Regions from separate parts of the Homo sapiens genome. Here all the other regions are linked to region 1. The links are chromatin contacts, found by Hi-C or POLR2A ChIA-PET in ENCODE. All regions are on one chromosome and are shown on one strand. The core of a region is the stretch at or near the end of the contact, and the rest is flanking DNA. Distances in the headings are between cores, read along the strand shown. Region 1 holds the start of PABPN1 (poly(A) binding protein nuclear 1). Region 2 holds the start of RABGGTA (Rab geranylgeranyltransferase subunit alpha). Region 3 holds the start of NEDD8-MDP1 (NEDD8-MDP1 readthrough).

Region 1 (2,624 bases), core at 85-2,584:
ACACACTTAAAACAGTATAGGAATCCCTCCTGCCTCCAAATCAAATCCCTAATGAATGGCTTTGGTTGAAATGCTTTTAAGAGTGAGCAAAATTAAGTGGGCTGAGACTCCACATTTCTAGATTAAAGGGGAAACCCCTTGCAGCTTGCTTTCTCTTAGAATCCTAAAGCGTCTCCAATTGGAGGAAAAACTATTAGATTTGAAGGTCAAATGCGAGCACGCAACCTCTACAAAGAAAGATAGACGTAGACTAAGAACAAAGAGCAACACAATTATAACAGGCACAAAGGGAGGCACAAGGCTACCACCACCAAAATATACGTTCTGCCTCACAAAGGTCAGAGGAACACACAACGGACTATGACCGCGGCACAGTCATAATAGCTCAGACAAGCAGCTCCAGGGTGCCGAGTATCTAACCCCACATTCCCCATCCTCCCCACAACCCTTCCAACCCGAGAACCCGGGCTCCGCGTGCAACCGCCAGTTACTCACCATTGCCTGGAGGTGGACTCATATTCATCTGCTTCTCTACCTCGTTCTGTAGCTCCTTTAGCTTCTCAGCTTCTTCCTCCATCTCCCTGACTCGAGCTTTGATAGCTTCCAGCTCCTAATATAAGTGGGGAGGGTATGGAGGACAGCTTAAGAGGAACCAACGCAGGGGCTGTGCCCTGCTCTCGGCCAGAGCGCGGCCTCAGCCATGCTCGGCCATTTCCCTCGCCCCATGCGAGGGTCGTGATAAAAGAAAAGCTACCCTCTCTAGAACAACACTAGGCAACCGTGACGCCCGAATCAAGCCAGTCGGGCCCCTTGTAGTGATCGCTGACCCATCCCCGGCCCGACCCGGCCCCAGCCACGTTATTCCCCGCCCAACCCCACCCCCCGCCTGCCACCCGCTCGCCCGAGCTCTGGGCCTCCAGTGACCCGGCCGGCCAGCCGCCGGCCTGCTCGCTCGCCCTCCTTCCCTCACCGGGTCCTCAATGGCGCCGTCCCCCGGGTCACCCTCGACCAGTCCCGGCTCCTCCTCCTCCTCTTGGCTGCCGGGGGCTCCCGAACCAGGCCCAGGGCCCGGAGCTCCCGGGGGGGCGCGGGGCCGGGGCGGCTCCTCTTCGGGCTCGGGCTCCGGCTCGGGCTCCAGCAGCAGCTCCTCAGGCTCCAGTTCCTCAGACTCCAGGCCGTTCCCGTAGTCCCCTGCGCCCCCCGGGGCCCCCTCCCCGGCCTCCCCACCGGCCCCGGGCACAAGATGGCGCCGCCGCCCCGGCCCGGAGCCCCGACCGCCCGCAGCCCCCGCTGCTGCTGCCGCCGCCGCCGCCGCCGCCATCGCCGCTCAGACTGGGGCCCGCCGCCCGGCGATTGGAGAGCTGCGCCGGCCACGCCGAGGACTCATTAGTCAAGCTGCCTGCCCGTCACCATGAGCTAGTACTCCATTGGGGAATATTACTTGGCAATCAAATAAGGCCCCACCTCTAAGGCGGGGCACTGCGCCAAATTCTCAAATCCCGGTAGGGGAAATCTGCCTGTCAATCAACACGCGTCCCACCTCCTATCGAGTCCTTAGGTAATAATACCGCCACGCTGTGACGATATTCCTGCTTCTCCCCGGCCTACGGGCGGGCCCGCGAAGTATGGGACGCTCCGTGATTGGCCCTAGCTAGGCGACTGGAAAGGACCAATCTTCCGATCGCCTCACCGCAGTGGCCCAGTCTCAGATGCCGATTGGCTTGCGAGAGTCGAAGGGGTGACACTCGTTTCGTGACAGGTGAACCTTGCCCCCGAAAGGACTGCCGGGCTTCAAACTTGGGAAACCCGAGGTCACATGACTAGCCAGTCCTAGGGGGCCGCCATCTTGATACTACTGCTTGCCAGCTAGTGAGCTGTTGGCCGGGTGAGGCCCAAAACAGAGCAGCAGTTTCAGGAAACTTGTATCTCGACCAGGAAGCACCAGTAGATGGGATGTTGCTGAAAATGGAGGTTGTGAATGAAGCATTCCAGGAGGGAGCTTACTTTCCCCATCCAGGTTATTGGCACCATCATCCACTAGCTCTCCCGCACCAGAAAGCAGGGAGGATTCCTCAGTCCAGAGCTACTAGTCACAAGTCCTGTCTGTCCCGCCCTCTTGCGTAGGCCTTCTGCTCCCCAGTTCCATTTTCTTTTTCCTGGACAGCTTCCAATGTCACCCCTCCAATCTGCACCGCTAACAGACTGGCCCCCCTTTGCTGGCGAGGTAAAGTCTCAAAACCGTAAATCACGGCCTTCGATACGCCAGCATGTGGTTACTTTGTGGATGTTGTTTCCTTCCACTCTTCTCGTTCCTTTGGGTGTACCTGCACCCAGTCTGTGCCTCTAACATGTAGTCCCCCTTCAATCAAACCACTGCAAACCCCAGCTTCCCCTCATTTCCCAGGACAAGTGGGCCTATCTCCACGGCGCGCTTAATTGTTTTACTGTTTCCTAACTAGGTTGTGAGCGCCTGCAGATGAGGGGCCGGTTCCTATTTATATTCGCATCTCCACGGCCTGGCAATATGCCTACCACATAATGTCCTGTTAGATGTTTGTTGATTGAACAGGCATTGATTGGGGATTTGGGTGCCACCCTTCATTTAAGCCCTCAAGCCCCCAAGA
Region 2 (2,624 bases), core at 125-2,624, 950 kb before region 1:
GTCTATCAAATCAGACTGGGGCATTTTAGAGAACTTCCTCGAGGTGCCACTTGAGTTACATTTTTTTTTCTTTGTACTGTGGAGTTCAAAAAGTTAAATCTTAAAGATAAACAGGAATTACTGTGGCAAAGGAGGAGTGTGGAGAAAGGAGAGTCAAGAGGGAACAGGCTAACATATTTAGGAAACTGCAAGTATTTCTGTAGGCTGTCATGAAGAGTTTTTGGCAGGGTCAGGCAGGATATACAGCCAGAGAGTAGGCAGAGCCCAAATGCCAATAGGTCTGATGTGCTGAGCTGAGAGATTACAATTCTATCCTGAAAAGGAGCCACTCAGCACTTTTAGGCACAGATATGACGTCAAATCTGCATTTTAGAAAAATGGATTCAGTAGCACAGAGGATGGACTGATAACAAGGGATGAGGTGGAGAACACTGAAAAGACTTTCAACAATCTGGAGAAGAAATTCGGAGTTTGAACTCCTAGTGGCAGTGGGAAGAGAAAGAGTATTTAAGCGAGTTTAAGAAGTGAGGAGGAAATAGTGCCATTCACTACAATAGAAAACATAAAGGCCAATGTTTAGACAGGATGGATGAAAGATAATTTATACCTTTTGGCTTTTGGAGTTTGAGGTGTCTCTGGGACACCAGGTGATATCCAACAGGTGTTTGAATATGTATGTGCATGTATATTATTTATTGTTATTTAAGCTTGCAAGACATCTGGGCTGGAGATATAAATTTGGGTGTCATCAATTTACAGGTAGTAATTAAAACAATGAGTGTGGATGAACTCACCCAGAGAAAGTGTAATGCCAGATTTGTGGGCCAAAACAGCTCTGAGGAGCTCCAACTCGAAGCAGTTGAAGGCTTACATTTAAACATTCTCCCAGGAACAGTGGGTGAAGTGAAAAAGGGGTGAGGAAAGGGCCCTGGAGATCACCAACATTTAGGGGTGGAGGTGAACAGATGAGAAGAGAGAGGCAGAGGTGCAGGAGGAGAAGCCAGAATGGGGGTGTCAAGTATAAAGAAATGGGTAGCGTCAAATGCTTCAGAGGTTAGAGAAAATGACAGGAAACTCCCCCTGTTAGATTTGACATCTAGAAGGCTGTCGGTGTGGCCAGGGTGAGGTCAGTGGAGTAGTGAAGGTGCGGGTTTCCGGCTGTTGGAGAAACCTCTTCCACTAACTACATTGCACTCTGAGTTACCAACTGGCATGGTCCTCCCCCCATTTCACACGCACGCTACAGTCGCCCGTGCGCACTCGTACACACCAGGTGGCTAACAGGTACGAGGCGTTTCCGGACAGCGAGCGCAGAGCCCCCGCGCACGCGCCTCCGAGCCGGCCTCTTCCGCCGCAAGTCCCTCCCCAAGCCTGCAGAGTGCGCTGCGTTTCGATGAGCCGGGACGTGGCGCCGCTCTAGCCAGCGCCTGGGCTCTGTGGCGGGCGCCGCAGCTCCGCGTCCCCCGCGCCTCCTCCCAGCGCAGGTGGGTCCGCCCGCGGGGGGCGGGGGTGCCCGGGAGCCGTGGGACGGGCGGGTAGCGGCAACCTTTGGGGAGCAGAGTGGTCCCCAACGCCCAGGTGCCCCGGCTCGCGCTCTGGCCCGGGCGAATCGGGCTATAGGAAGGGCCACACGGATGGAAGTCCTAGTCCGGGTGCTCACCTCTTGTGGAACGTGCAAAGCCTGTCCCAGGACCTCTTTACACTCTGGGGGTCTCTGCCCAGGCACGCTTGCTGCTTCCGGACACAGCTGTGGGCGGAGCTAGTAGGGGCGGGGCTACGTGATTGACACTTCTCTCCTCAGACTTCAAGGGCTACCACTGGACCCTTCCCCTGTCTTGAACCCTGAGCCGGCACCATGGTGAGAACCCTGAGCCCAGCCCTTCACCTCCGCAGGCCCGCGCCCTCACCCCCAGTGGCAGTGCCATGGTTGCCCCGTATGAACCTAGGGCTCCACAGTGTGGGGTTTTTGCAGGTCAGCTTCTGCAAGGCAACCTGCACTCTTCCAACCCGTTCATCCTTGTAGCACGGACGCCTGAAGGTGAAGACGTCAGAAGAGCAGGCGGAGGCCAAAAGGCTAGAGCGAGAGCAGAAGCTGAAGCTATACCAGTCAGCCACCCAGGCCGTATTCCAGAAGGTGGGGCCCTCAGAGGTAGCCCCGACCCCAAGTAGCTCCCTTAGTATAGTGCAGAGGCCAAGAGCTGGTCCCTAGAGTCAGACTGCCTAGATCCAATTCTGGGTTATCTCACTTATAACTGTATGACTTTGGGCAAGTTGCTGAATCTCTTTGGGCCTCAGTTTGCTCATCTGTAAAATGGGGCTAATAATTGCACCTACTGCATAAGGCTGTTGTGAAGATTAAATGAGAGAATACCTGTAAGGCCATAAAGCATGGTTCATAGTACCTGTTGTATAATGTGGGATTCACAGAATATTGGATGGTTTTAAGTTTACGTTATTTAGTCCTGTAGTGGGAAAATTATATGATCTCTAACCCTGCCACCTATCTTCTTAGCGCCAGGCTGGTGAGCTGGATGAGTCCGTGCTGGAACTGACAAGCCAGATTCTGGGAGCCAACCCTGATTTTGCCACCCTCTGGAACTGCCGACGAGAGGTGCTCCAGCAGC
Region 3 (2,624 bases), core at 1-2,500, 910 kb before region 1:
GCATGAGGAAAGCCCTACCTTACAGAGAACCTTGGCCATCTCAAAGGTGCCCACAGTATCCATATTGGCAGCAATGATGGGAACCCCAGAGTATGTCTGCTTTGAGTTCCGAAATGAAAAGGATCTTGTGAGATCCACCTGCAGATATGAACAGGAAATTGACCATTTCATTAATCCAAAAAACGTACCATATTAGGACAAGGACAGGCATCTTTCTTGGTTGTGGCCCACCGGGAGCGTGGGGTCAAGAAACAGCAAGTAGAGAAGCTTGCTCACCTCACTTCGAGACTTAAGGGTACTGCGTTTGGGCCTCAAAAGGACATCCTTGAAGTCCAGTTTCACATCGTTGTCAATATGAGGCATGGCGCTTAGCCTCGGGGTAGCGATGAATCTGAGGGCTGGAAGGCAGGAAGTCATAAGGACCAATCTTCCCCTGGGCTTTAACGCCCTGTTACGGCTGGTGGCCTCTCTTCGCTTAAGTTGTGGAAGGTCGGGCAAAGGCCGAAGTGTGGTCCCTGAAGCCTGTCACCTCGACCCATCCCGTGGCTGCGATTACCCTAGGGCTCCATCCCAGGTACTGTTTGTTGGGGAGGAGAGCTGGGAAAGGGTTGTGAGAGACCCTGACGGTGCATTCCTTACCCCGCTACACTTCCTTCTTCTACCCCTGCAAAGAGCAATGGGGCAAGAGGCTGATTTAGGGGAACGAAGGAATGTTGGCGACGGGGGGCGGGGAGGGTTCATAACTAGTTTCCGGAATAGAGGTACTCACTTCCTGTTGCCTTGGTCCAGGCGGCAGTTGACCAAAGACCACCTTGCTTAGCAACTAACCTCGTGCAATCCCGCTAAGCCTTCTGGGCCACGCCAACAGGTTCCTCTAGTTGCCGGCGAGAACTACTAGCCGACGAATTCCAGCTTCGGCGGCGGCAGGGCGAGGCCTTCTGGATAACAGAGTTCACGCACTGAGGTTGCTGTTGGATCCGAGGGGGTTAGACTACAACTCCCAGGGGGAAACGGGCGGGACCGCCTCCTGGCACGATGGGAGATGTAGTTCGTTCTGCCCCCACTTTTCGCTAGCCCGGGCTCGCCAGGGACTCTCAGAATCGCAGAGTCGTCATCTCTGCTGTTGCTAAACTGGATGCCTCATTCCAATTTACGACGTCACTGAACCGAAACGCGGGAGCAACCCTGAGCCTTTCCGGAACCCAGTGGGGGGGGGGGGGGGGGTGGAGCCAGACAGTGACCCGGAAGTAGAAGTGGCCCTTGCAGGCAAGAGTGCTGGAGGGCGGCAGCGGCGACCGGAGCGGTAGGAGCAGCAATTTATCCGTGTGCAGCCCCAAACTGGAAAGAAGATGCTAATTAAAGTGAAGGTGGGAGCACCTCCAGCCTTGCCAAGACGCAGTAGTACTGGGCTGGCAGCAGTGCCTTACGGGAGACGTGGGGAAGGAAAACCACGCCTTTCCCTAGCCTGGAGGACGCTGACTGCCTCAGGGCTCCGCGCGAGGGGTGGTGGGAAATAGGGGGACCCAGAAGGGCTTTGAGAGCGGGGCCCAGGTCCCACCTGACGACCCTGGGGTATTTTGCCATGCCTGCTTTTTTGCCAGGACTGTGCTATCACCCAGAATGGGGTCGCTTTTGTCGGGTCTCACTGTATTCGAACCCCCGCAGTCATAGAGAAGGCCTAGCAGCGGCTTGACTCCCCCGTCTCTCAGATTCTTGGAGTAAGCGCTGCTCTCCATTCTTCATTCCCAGGGTACCTGCTTCTCCCAGTCCCTAACGTAGGTCGCCTCCGAGCACAGCCCTAAAATCGGGGCCTCCCAAGGGCTAGACTATGAGCCTTTACTGGTGGTTGCCAAGGTGTGGTATCTCACCCGTCCTACAGGAACCAAAGCGGGGAGTGTGTTCAGTCAGTACCTGCCTTTCTGAGCCTGGCATCCTGGACCAGCCTCACTTCCTTGGCTGAGGCAGGTTAGTTACCGCTGCCCTAGTTCTTGCTACTAGCCATGGTTTCCTTCATCTGCATCTCTCAACTCCCGTGGTGGTTCTTCACCAATTTCCAGCCCTCGTTAGTCCTATCTGCTGTTTCCTCTTTTGTGCCTTCAGACAGACAGAGACCCCCCCCCCCACGCCCCCCTCAAAAAAACAAAACTGCTGACAAGTGAAGTCTAATGCTAGTTTGGCCTTTTTGTAGCTAAGTAAATCTATCGTTATTTCATCAGCTTCTTAGCATATTTACCGTACATAATAGTCATTCTTAACCTTCTCTTCCCCAGTCCTTCCAAACTACTTCTTAGCTAAGATTTGAGGTCTAGTATTAAAATAGTATGTTAAAGATGATTTTTTTTAACGTTGAGTAGCGGCCTATATAAGAGTCGTAACATCAATTTAATAGGTGAATGGGTCACTGGCGCCATTAAAAAGAGAAAATAGGCTGGGCGCGGTGGCTCACGCCTGTAATCCCAGCACTTTGGAAGGCCGAGGCAGGCCGATCGCTTGAGCCCAGGAGTTGGAGACCATCCTGGGCAACATGGCGAAACCCTGCCTGTACAATAAATTCAAAAAATTAGCCAAGGGTCTGGGCGCATGCCTGTAGGCCCAGCTATTCGGGAGGCCGAGATGGGAGGATT

What was found. Hi-C counts contacts between places; a loop is a spot of excess contacts on that map. ChIA-PET counts read pairs that join two places held with the same protein, here RNA polymerase II (POLR2A). Pooled maps may share reads with other maps.
Region 2: a loop to region 1 is called in a map of naive thymus-derived CD4-positive, alpha-beta T cell, with 19 times the contacts of the local background. The contact joins the promoter of RABGGTA here to the promoter of PABPN1 in region 1. A Hi-C loop is called at or near these places in 1 of 168 maps with a recorded cell type or tissue (naive thymus-derived CD4-positive, alpha-beta T cell) and 9 of 50 pooled maps. POLR2A ChIA-PET finds 5 or more read pairs at or near these places in 1 of 52 experiments (HepG2).
Region 3: a loop to region 1 is called in a pooled map, with 21 times the contacts of the local background. The contact joins the promoter of NEDD8-MDP1 here to the promoter of PABPN1 in region 1. A Hi-C loop is called at or near these places in 11 of 50 pooled maps. POLR2A ChIA-PET finds 5 or more read pairs at or near these places in 5 of 52 experiments (CD4-positive, alpha-beta T cell, HepG2, OCI-LY7 and 2 more).

What each region holds. Positions count from the first base shown.
Region 1 is chr14:23,320,167-23,322,790 of GRCh38, reverse strand. It overlaps PABPN1 (poly(A) binding protein nuclear 1), which reads right to left and starts at 1,334. Exons shown (of 7, transcript NM_004643.4): 1 at 971-1,334; 2 at 496-610. The coding sequence starts at 1,321. It overlaps BCL2L2-PABPN1 (BCL2L2-PABPN1 readthrough), which reads right to left. Exons shown (of 8, transcript NM_001387346.1): 4 at 496-610. RefSeq lists enhancers at 1-769, 770-1,581, 1,835-1,904, 1,593-2,243 and silencers at 875-944, 1,005-1,434.
Region 2 is chr14:24,270,347-24,272,970 of GRCh38, reverse strand. It overlaps RABGGTA (Rab geranylgeranyltransferase subunit alpha), which reads left to right and starts at 1,374. Exons shown (of 17, transcript NM_182836.3): 1 at 1,374-1,484; 2 at 1,802-1,858; 3 at 2,024-2,134; 4 at 2,513-2,624. The coding sequence starts at 1,856. It also overlaps a transcript of NOP9 not described here. RefSeq lists enhancers at 1,027-1,106, 1,847-2,056 and silencers at 1,197-1,296, 1,367-1,656.
Region 3 is chr14:24,230,993-24,233,616 of GRCh38, reverse strand. It overlaps NEDD8-MDP1 (NEDD8-MDP1 readthrough), which reads left to right and starts at 1,250. Exons shown (of 7, transcript NM_001199823.3): 1 at 1,250-1,367. The coding sequence starts at 1,350. NEDD8 (NEDD8 ubiquitin like modifier) reads left to right here and starts at 1,250. Exons shown (of 4, transcript NM_006156.3): 1 at 1,250-1,367. The coding sequence starts at 1,350. GMPR2 (guanosine monophosphate reductase 2) reads right to left here and starts at 688. Exons shown (of 10, transcript NM_001002002.3): 1 at 640-688; 2 at 277-398; 3 at 19-138. The coding sequence starts at 363. RefSeq lists enhancers at 1,060-1,354, 521-1,386.